Linked DNA regions of Homo sapiens: region 1 is linked to region 2. A link is a contact called in ENCODE Hi-C or POLR2A ChIA-PET data. All regions are on one chromosome and are shown on one strand. The core of a region is the stretch at or near the end of the contact, and the rest is flanking DNA. Distances in the headings are between cores, read along the strand shown. Region 1 overlaps SMAD3 (SMAD family member 3). Region 2 overlaps AAGAB (alpha and gamma adaptin binding protein).

Region 1 (4,789 bases), core at 473-2,972, 120 kb after region 2:
ATGAAAATTATGTCTTACAAGTTAACAAGCCATGAGAATGTTCTAATCATCAAGCATTAAAAATACCCAAATGCATATTCATCCCATGCATTCTTCGACAAGTATTTGTGAAGTGACCATGCTTTATCAGGCACCGTGCTAGGTGCTAGACTCCAGAGACACGAAGACGAATAATAACTGGTCTTCGTCAACAAGAACTCAATTGTGAGACAAAAGCCAACTTGAGGAAAATTAAGCCTATTTCAAACATGCCTTGATCTGTGTAACATTCATAATACATAATATCTTCTTTGATCTCCACAGTTTTCTCTCTACCTCCAGATCAGTGCAATCTCTGGTTTTCCACTTTTTTTTTTCTTTCCAAATGAAAATAGAGCACAACTGTCATTTTCAATCTACTAAGTCATAAACCACAAGGCAGGCTGCAAGGACCAAATGCTCCGTTTTAGAACGAGCCCAGTGCAGAGAACAGAGTCCACACCACAAGGCAGGGAGCTGTGGTCCAGATGAGTGACATGCCCTTAGTGACCTGGGTCCTGGCCTCCGACCCAGAGACCAGTCCCATGGAGCCCCTGTCCTTGAGGGCTCACTGCCTGGGACTGTGAGAAGAATAACCCAGAAACCAATGATTTCAACATATCGTGGTGTGTGTCAGACCTAGGCATGCTCAGCAGCTGGGGGGACACATTTGCAGTGGCCAGGAGGAGGGGGCATCTGAAGGCTGCTTCCTGGAGATCAAGATGGGACTACGTTTTGGAGGAAGTAAGTTGAATAGGCTTGGGACATTCCAGGCTGGTATGGGCAAAGCAAGGAGGCAAGAAATGGCTTGGCACAGGGTGGGGAGGCAAGCAGGCTTCTAGTATCATCAGAGTGGGGATTCTCAACCTTTTTGGGCAAAGCATGGTCATTTTCAATTCCAGTGATTTTCACAGACCTCTCCCATGGTGGCAGTTGTACTTGAAATCAGTCACTCCACAAATGCGTAATCCCTGCCCATTTACAGCAATAATACAACCGCACAGAGTCTGCAGCTGCCAGGTTGGAAAGCTTCTTACCGGAGCCCCCGAGGGCAAGGCCAAGTGAGAGGAGATGGAGGACGCTGTGCAGACCCCAAGGGACAAGGCGAGTTATCCCCGAAGCACTAGGAACCACTGGACGGAAGGGTTCTAACCAGGGAGGTGCTGAAGCAAGATCTGTCCTTTAGAAAGATCACCCTGGGCACAGCGCGGGAGGTGGTGGGGGGGTGGGGGGGAGAGGAGAGCAGATCCAGGGAGGCTGCTCGGGGAGATGACCTGGAGGCCCAGTCACCTAGGTGAGGGAGGATGACTTTCCACACCAGATGTCAGTATCACAGAAGCCTCAAGCCTCAGATAATCCTCCCTTCCAAAACCTAAAACAAACCCAAAATTCCCCACTCAATTTCAACAATAGTCAAAATCAAATGGCTCCTCCTCTATCAGGCCATATCCCTATGGAAGGGAAGGGTGAGGCTTTGGGGTGGGTGAGGGCAACAGTATGGGGCAGGGAAGGGAAGTGGAGGGACAGAGGGAGGCCCTGTCCATGCAATAACCACAGCGACAGGCAGTGACTTAGGCTGGGCAAACCAAGTGACCGTGGCAAGGCTCAGAGAGGCGGGAAGGGCCGGGGGAAGCCCCTCTCCCATCAGAAATTACTCGCAGCCGAATGACGGACTTCATCTGTCTCTGCCTGCAGGTGACCACAGACTGCATCAGGAGGGCAGGAGGGCAGGAGGGCATGGCAACAAGGCTCTCCCCTTGTCTGGCACCCCAGAAAGCAGAGCTGAGAAATCTCACCCTGGGAAGAAGGGTGGGGTGCTTATGTGGTGGGAGTGGCGCAGCAGGTGGGAAGATTTCGAGGCTCTGAAAGGCCCACTCCCCTCCACCCAGATAAAGCTACTTCTCTCTTGGTTTCCTTGGGGCTATCACAGTCACTGTGCCTGAAATTCCCACCATTTGTCATTCCTTTGGCATCCAAGGCCCAATGACTGACTACACTAAAATCTTCAGTTAAAGCATGACTCATTAAAATCTTTTTTTTTTTTTTAATGCACTCAGTAAACATTTATTGAGGGCTTGACTGTTCCAGGTACTGTGCTGAGCCCTGGGTGGGAGAGAGGGTGATGACTAAGGCTTGGGAAGTCAGGGCTAGGGAAGCCGACAGAAGCCAAGTCGTGCAGACGGGGCCCTGTGAACTCAGCTAAGGAGACTGGACTCCACTTGGACTCCCTGGAAAGCTACCAGAGTTTTAAACCACTGGGGAATGATATGTTTTGATACCACCGTTCTGGGTCCCCTGGGGTAATAAATACTATGCCATTACCACCATTAACACCTTCGTGTGAATTAGGTAATCAGATAAGTGTCACCTTGCAAAAGACTGAGATGTAGGACTGATAAGTTTTGATGCCAGAGAGTGAAGCCAGGAAGAGCCAGTGCTCAGTGGCTACCACGCGGGTAACGGAGAGCAGGGGACAGACCCCAAAGGAAGCTGTGTGTGGGGCCATCACAGCATAAGTGTCCTCCACATATGATGTACGCCTGTAAATAGTTACTGAGCTCCTTTGATCTGGGTCCTGAGCATAGCAGAGAACAAAAGAAATGGCCCCTGACCTCAAGAGGAAGACAGACAGTGCATAATCACAGATTTAGAACTACAAGCTGGAGTAGGGTCTCAGAAGGAAAAGAACAGTCTCTGTGAGAGAGTGTATTGGGGATAGAGTTAAGATGAAGGGGAGGAATTAGAAAGGGCTCTCTTAGATGACATTTAAGGGGAGACCTGACTCACATTCGCCAGCTGAAAACTATGGGGACAAGCATTCCAGGAAGAAGGAACAGCATGTGCACAGGCCCTGAGGAAAGATACGTAAGGTCAGGGTAGGCCTGAGAGGTTGAGATTTGAACCCTTGTTTGGGATTCAGACCCTCATTCTCAAGGCAGCAGGAAGCCCTGAACAATTTTCAGCAGATATGACAGATGACAGATGTACATTTCTTAGAGATCATGCTGGCTGCCGGTGGAGAATGGGCCCAGTGGAGAGGAGGGTACAGGCAGGGAGACCAGGTAGGAGGGAGACGGGGCCAGAAACATCCTGATTTGGGTGAGGAAGCAGCAGTGGAAATGGGGCATTGGATGAACTTAGATATTCTGGGGGCAGAACTGACAGGGCTCAGTGATGTCCTGGATGGTGAGGGAGAAGGAGAAGAGGCTAAAATGATTGCTTCCTGAGGTCTGGATGGTGGTGCTTTTCACTGGGAAGGGGAGGCCTGGAGGAGGCTGTGCAGACGGCAGGGAGGGCCGGGGAATGAATGCAGATGAAGCCTTCCATTCAGGACATGCTCAAGCAAGACCTTCAGAGGCAGCACAGCACAGATGTCAACAATGGGCCCTGGCCTGACCTAGGGCAACAGGAGGCATTAGCAGGCCCTGCGTTGCTTCAGGCAGGTTGAAAACCCCACGGGATCTCCAGCCAGGGCATCAGGGTAAGAGACACATTCCTGTTTCTCCCTCCTGTGCCCTGTCAGAGAGAAAGGCTTTCCCTTTTCTGGAAGTGCCAAAAATGCAGCACAGGAAACTCATTCTGCTGCCAGAGTGACTAATATTTATCACTGGTATATACAGTAGCCATTCTTCAAGGCCATGAATTTCTGCCCACAGCTAGAGCCACAATTCTCTCAGCCACCCTGCCCAAGCTCAGCCCTGCCTCAGCATTCCACAGGGCTGAATAATACTCTTTGCTTCCCGTAGGGGCTCTGCTTACCCAACAGCCCGGCATCTTCTCAGCATCCTGGACTCACCGCATACAGCTCAAGGTTCAAGGTTTCCACTGTGGCCGTGGAGGTGCGCCATGATCTTGTTCCCCTACCCCTCCCTACCCATCCTGCCTGAGTCCCCACCACCAAACAGAGGCAGCTACTCCCTCCCTGTAGAACGCAGAGGAAGGACACAGAGGGCAAGAACTTTGGAGAGCGCCTCATCCAACCTTTTTGTTTACTAAGGAGTAAACTGAGGCTCAGAGAAGTCAACTGACTTGCCTAAGGTCACACAACAGAGCTGAGACAAAAACTCCAGGCCAGGGATCTTTCTTTGGAAAGAAAGGGCCAAAGGTGGCAAGGCCTCCTGACAAACAGTGCCTCCTGTTCAGGGAGGTGAGATGGAGCCACAGGTGGCTTTGATACTGAGAGACCCCCAGGAAGCAGACAAGGAAGAGCAGAGCCACTGGGAAGCCTGCAAGATCAAACTCTGAAAGAAGTCTGCACGCAGCTGCACGGTGTCTGTCCCCAGACAGCTTTCAGATGGGAAGCAGCTTTCAGTACTAAAAGGGGGAGAAGAACTGGATCCCAGGACATAGACCCCAGTTCTTAATGGAAACGGCTTCATTCCTGCAATGCAGTTTATACATTTATCTAGGCCCAGAGGTCTCTGTCAAGAGAAGAGGGTGGGCAAAGCCCACAGAGGAAGTACTTTCTTGTGTGGCAATGACCATCGGGGAAACAAGATAACACGGAGTATAGTGATCCAGTGTAAACTTGGCCATTTGTGCCAAGCCCTTTGCCAAAGTTATCCGTCTTCGGCCACCTGACGGAACAGAGGGCACTCATGGGAAAACAGCTGGAAAAAGGACACTGCCCCAAATTAGTACGAATATTTATCACTTACTGGGGGCCACGATAAAGGCCCTATGGGGCTGGAATCCTTTCCAATCTCAGGTGTTCCTGGACTCAGGGATAATGAGGGGTGACTGCAAAATGCAGAATGCCGGGGAACACAGA
Region 2 (5,447 bases), core at 1,506-4,005:
AATTTTCTTTGGCTTTATTCACTTTTTGAAAAATCTGTGTCCCAAGTTCATATATTAAAGAACTATTGCCTTGTAATATACACTTATGGTTGTAAATTGAGAAGCTGGACTAAACATGCTTTATTACTTTGGAAGTGTGGTCAAATGTGTTTCCTGAAAAAATGCCATTTTACTTGTTTTAGACACTAAACAATATTCTTAAAAGAACTGCAAAGCAAGGAGGTACATTGTGGATTTTTTCATGGTTCTTTGCCCTGAGGTTTCCTCGCTTTCTTTTTTTTTCTTGACAGTACTGGTGCATTAGTTTGCTGTTAACCAAAAAACAAAATACTGCCATTAATTAGCTTAATTTCATGTTTAAGAGGATCCTGGTGTATGTGGTATGAAGATACAATGAATGACATTTTGATGCAACCCAGGTCTTAGGAAGTGTGAAGGATATCCTTTTAGAGCCCTGCATCTTATTTTAGAGACAAAGCTTTCTATGGATATATGGTGGGTCATACTACTCTTCCAGGGTAACCTACCTCCTATGCTGTTTTTAGAGCCTGCTTTGCTGGTGATCCGTCTGTGTGCCCAGTGAACTGTGCCTTCCTCAGCCTGCTTTTCTTGAATGTCCAAGTGTTGTCTGCCAGCAGGTGCTCAGACTGGTTTATTTGTTTTAGGGGTCTGTGTTTTTCCTACTCTTTTTTCTTTTTTATTTTCTCCCCTTTTCTCTTTTTAAAATTGTGGTTAAATATACATAAGATGTGGTTAAATATACATAAGATTTACCATTTAAAATATGCATTTCAGTGGCAGTAAGTGCATTCACATTGTTGTACAACTGTTGCCACTAATAAAAATTTTTAAACCAAAAAGTTTTTTTAATTAAAAAGTTGGTTGACAAAGTAAAAAAAAAAATAGAGGTATTGGTTACCTTTTTCAAGACATTAATAATGACCAATTTTTGTTGTTGTTTTGGTTCGAAAAATTACTGTAATCACAATTGATTCTTTGGGATTATTATATTGGGAAATTATATAATGCCAGTTGATTATTTGGGATTATGTATTGTCTAGTTAGTATTTATTGAGCAGTAATAGAACATTTACGTTATGTCATGCCACTAATTTTGTACAGTTGCAGAAAAATATTTGTTTGAAACTCTTTTAAAAATATTTAAATATGCTCAATTTGAAAAAACAATTCCAGCTCTTGTAAGGATTATGAACATCTAGCTGTTGCAACAAATGGCCCTGAAAACACACAAATCTAACTCAGGTTTTATTTCTTTGCAGTTTCTTGGACATTGATATTCAAAGGTCAAATATTTAATCTGAAAATCTAGGTAATTAAAAACGTAAGAGATGAATTGCATTCCTTCCTGCCCTCCACCCAGATAAATTGGATGTGTTATCTATATGGGAATTCATGATTTAATATGTGATTATTATAAGTCTGAACAACTTACTTGGTTATAGGATATCTTCATAACTTTTTTCCTTTAGTGTCTTCTTAAAAGTTAGTAATACACAAGCAACCAAAGGAAAAAAATAGATAAATTGGACTTCATCAAAATTAAAAATGTTCATACTTCAAAGGACACTGTCAGGAAAGTGAAGGATAAAAGATAACCCTCAAAATGAGGGAAAATATTTGTAAAACATGTATCTTATGAGGATCAGCAGAATATATCTAGAATATATAAAGAACTCTTACAACTTAATAATAAAAAGACAACTAATCCAGTATAAAAATGGTAAAGAATTTGGATAGGCAAGAAAATACACAAATGGCCAGTAAGAACATGAATAGATGCTTAACGTTGGCCAGGCATGGTGTCTCACGCCCGAAATCCCAGCACTTTGGGAGGTTGAGGCAGGAGGATTGTTTGAGGTCAGGCATTCAAAACCAACCTGGGCAACATAGTGAGAACTCTGTCTCTACAAAAAAATTCTAAAAATCAACCGGACCTGTAGTCCCAGCTATTGGGGAGGCTGAAGCAGGAAGGATCACTTGAGCCTAGAGTTCAGTGCTGTGATGATCTAAGATTGTGCCACTGTACTCCAGCCTGGGCAACAGAGTGAGACCCCAATTCGTATTAAAAAAAAAAAGAAAAGATGCTTGTCATCATTAGTCACCAGGAAAATGCAAATCACAACAATGAAATACCACTTCACACTTACTAGGATGGCTAGGGTCAGAAAGATAATAACAAATGTTGGTGAGGATATGGAGAAATTAGAAACCTTGTGCACTGATGGTGGGAATATAAAATGGTGCTGCAGCCACTTTAGAGAGTTTAGTAGTTGCTCAAAAAGTTAAACATAGAATTACCATATGACCCAGCAGTTCCACTCCTAGCTATATACCGAAGAGAACTGGAAACATGGGCACACAAAATAGTGTGTATAAGTGTTCATAGCAGTATTATTCATAAATGCCAAAAAGTGAGAAAAACTGCTGAAAACAAAATGTGGTATATCCATACAATGGACTGTTATTCAATCATAAAAATGAAGCATGAATATATGCTACAATGTGGATCAACTTCAAAAACATTATGCTAAGTGAAAAAAGCCCGACACGAGAGGCTACATATTATAGGATTTCATTCATATGAAATATCCAGAATAGTTAAATTCATAAAGATAGAAAGTAGATTAGTGGTTCCCAGGGTATGGGAGGAGAGGTTGCTCATGGGTATGGTATTTCTTTCTGGGGTGGTGAAAATGTTCTGGAATTAAATGGTGATGATGGTTGCACAACTTTGTGAATATACTAAAAACCACTGAATCATACATTTTTAAAAGGCTGGATTTTATGATATGTAAATTAAATCTCAATAAAAAGAAAGAAAAGAAGGAAATGATACCACCAATGATGATAATAATGGTAATAGTAGAAAAGGTGGTGGTGATGATAGAAAAGGGAGAAGTGGCAGTGATACTAATAGCAGCTGATAGTATACGTGCAAAATCTTATTTAATCCTCACAAAAGCCATATGAGTTAGGCTCAGTGGAGCCAAGTAATTTGCCCAAGGTCATATAGCTCATCAGTTCTCAAACGTGTTTGCACATTGGAATCACCTGGGAACTTTAGTCACCTGGGAAGCTTTTAAAACCTATGCTACCTGAGCCTCACCCAAGGGAGTGTCAGCTACAGTATTTTTTAAGTGCCTCCGGGATTCAAATATACAGCCATGGTTGACAACCACTGACATAAATGATAGTCTTCTAGTTCTAACTTGTAAGAGTCTGTGTTTAATCCATGGGAATAAATTCAGCATTTTGAAAGCCACATTAGCCCCTTGCCTGACCTTGCTTTCTCTAATTCCTAAATTATGTAGTATTGAAAAGTGACTTTTGGCCAGGTGCGGTGGCTCATGCCTGTAATCCCAGCACTTTCGGAGGCCAAGTTGGGCAGATCAGTAGAGGCCAGGAGTTTGAGACCAGTCTGGCCAACATGGTGAAACCTCATCTCTACAAAAAATACAAAAGTTAGCTAGGCGTGGTGGTGCATGACTGTAATCCCAGCTACTTGGGAGGCTGAGGCACAAGAATCACTTTAATTCAGAAGGCAGAGGCTGCAGTGAGCTGAGATCGCGCCACTGCACTCCAGCCTGGGCAACAGAGTGAGACTGCTCAAAAAAAAAAAAAAAAGAAAAGAAAAAGAAAAGTGACTTTTCAAGTCAGAGAAAGAAGACAGGAAGGACTATGTTTAATATGGAGTCATCTATAGGGAAAGGTGAAAATAGTGGACGTTCCTTCTCATAACTCCTCTGTACTTGTTTCTAGTATGGTCTAGTATCTCGCAAAGGTCAGCAGTGCTGTGACAGTCCTTCTTAAGATCTGAAAGAAATAATACAGCTTTTATAAGTACCTGATTATCTGGGAGCATAATTTAGGTGCTGAGTGTATCTGGGCCATTTGAGTTTTCTTCTGCTGGCCTCAGATCTCTCTAGTCCATAATTTAGGCTCCGGTTTCAAGTGTTGATTCATTCATACAAAAAATATTTCTTAAGTACTTGCTCTGTGCAAAGTATTGGTCTGTGTGTTTGGGATATATCAGTGAACAAATTAAACAAAAATGTCTGTCCTTAGGAGCTTTCATTCTGGTGGGAGACTATAGTCAATAAACAATACAAGCAATTAGTATGTTATATAGTGTATTAGGAGATGATAAGTGATTTGGGAAAATAATAAAGCAGAGTTAGGGACATTGAGATTGCTTTGTAGATTGCAATGTTAAATAAGGTGGTTCAAGGTAGGTCTTCTTGAGATTTGAGCAAGGAGATGAGGTGTTTCACCATGTGGATATCTGGGAGAAGAACATACCAGGGACAGGGAACAGCTATAGCAAAGGCCCTAAGGTGAGAGCACGCCTGGTGCATTTGAAGGATATCAGGACGCTTGCTGGCTGAGCAGGAGAGGTCAGAGAGGTAACGAAGGGCTAGATTATTTGGGGCTTTGAAGGCCATCATAATAACTTTGACATTTACTCAGAGTAAACTAGGGGACTGTTGCAGGTTGTTGAATGGGAAAGTGACATGATCTGACAAAGTCTAAAAAGATCACTCTGGCTGCTCTGTGGAGAGTAGATGATGAGGGTGAAGAGCAACCAAGATCTCTTAGGGGCCTATTACAATATTCCAAATGAAAGAGAGTGATGGCTCAGATTGGGGCTGGGGCAATGAAAGGGGTAAGAAAAGGTCGAATTCTAGGTATATTGTGAGGTAGAGCCAGCATGGTTTCCTGATAGTTTAGATATGAGATATGAGAAAAAGAGATCAGTCAAGGAAGACAACAGGATTTGGGCCTGAACACTTGAAAGATTAGTTGCCATCAACTGAAATGAGGCAGCTACAAGATGAAGCTAACAGGGTCACCTATCAGTAGTTCATTTTTGGACATGTTGAGTTTGACATGGCTACTGAGACCTCCAAGTGGCTGTTAGTCTTCCAAGTGGAGATAGCAGGTAGCCAGTTGGAGAGATTTTGGAGTTTGGGGAGAAAGGCATTTAAAACCTTGAGCCTTGATGAGATCACCAAGGGAGTGAATGCAGTACTTAAAGAAGACCAAGGACTCAGCCCAGGGACATTGCAACATCAAGAGACAGAGAGAAGAGAAGGAACCAGTAAAGGAGACTGAGGAAGAAAGGTCAATGAGGTAGGAAAACCAAGATAGTGGAGTCTTATTCGGGAAGCAAAAGTGAAGAGTGTTTCAAGGTGGAAGGAGTGGTCAGCTATGCCAATGCTGCTCATAGGTCAAGTAGGATGAGAACAGAGAGTTGACCCTTGGATTTAGCATTAGTGACCTTGAAGAGCAGTTTCAGTGAAATAGGTTGAAAGAGAAAAATTGAAGATAGTGATTATAAAACACTCTTGAAAATTTTGCAGGAAAGGGGAGCAAAGAAATAGGTGAGAGCTGGAGAGAAAAATGTGGTGGAGATTTTTATTGTTTGA

Evidence for each region. Hi-C counts contacts between places; a loop is a spot of excess contacts on that map. ChIA-PET counts read pairs that join two places held with the same protein, here RNA polymerase II (POLR2A).
Region 1: a map of mammary epithelial cell shows a loop between it and region 2 (5-fold over the local background). The contact joins two enhancer-like sites. A Hi-C loop is called at or near these places in 1 of 168 maps with a recorded cell type or tissue (mammary epithelial cell). POLR2A ChIA-PET finds 5 or more read pairs at or near these places in 4 of 52 experiments (CD4-positive, alpha-beta memory T cell, GM12878, MCF 10A and 1 more).

The regions. Positions count from the first base shown.
Region 1 is chr15:67,104,429-67,109,217 of GRCh38, reverse strand. All of the region lies in intron 1 of SMAD3 (SMAD family member 3), which reads right to left. Among named protein-coding and RNA genes, the nearest start is that of SMAD3-AS1, 40 kb to the left of the region's middle. RefSeq lists a silencer at 2,033-2,327 and enhancers at 1,230-2,429, 2,682-3,381. Within about 2 kb of position 1,722, at least 29 of the 41 ENCODE cell types and tissues checked have a DNase peak (open chromatin) inside an H3K27ac peak, as active enhancers do; they include mammary epithelial cell, where a contact is called at or near this core.
Region 2 is chr15:67,222,784-67,228,230 of GRCh38, reverse strand. All of the region lies in intron 5 of AAGAB (alpha and gamma adaptin binding protein), which reads left to right. Among named protein-coding and RNA genes, the nearest start is that of AAGAB, 29 kb to the left of the region's middle. Within about 2 kb of position 2,755, at least 2 of the 41 ENCODE cell types and tissues checked have a DNase peak (open chromatin) inside an H3K27ac peak, as active enhancers do; they include mammary epithelial cell, where a contact is called at or near this core.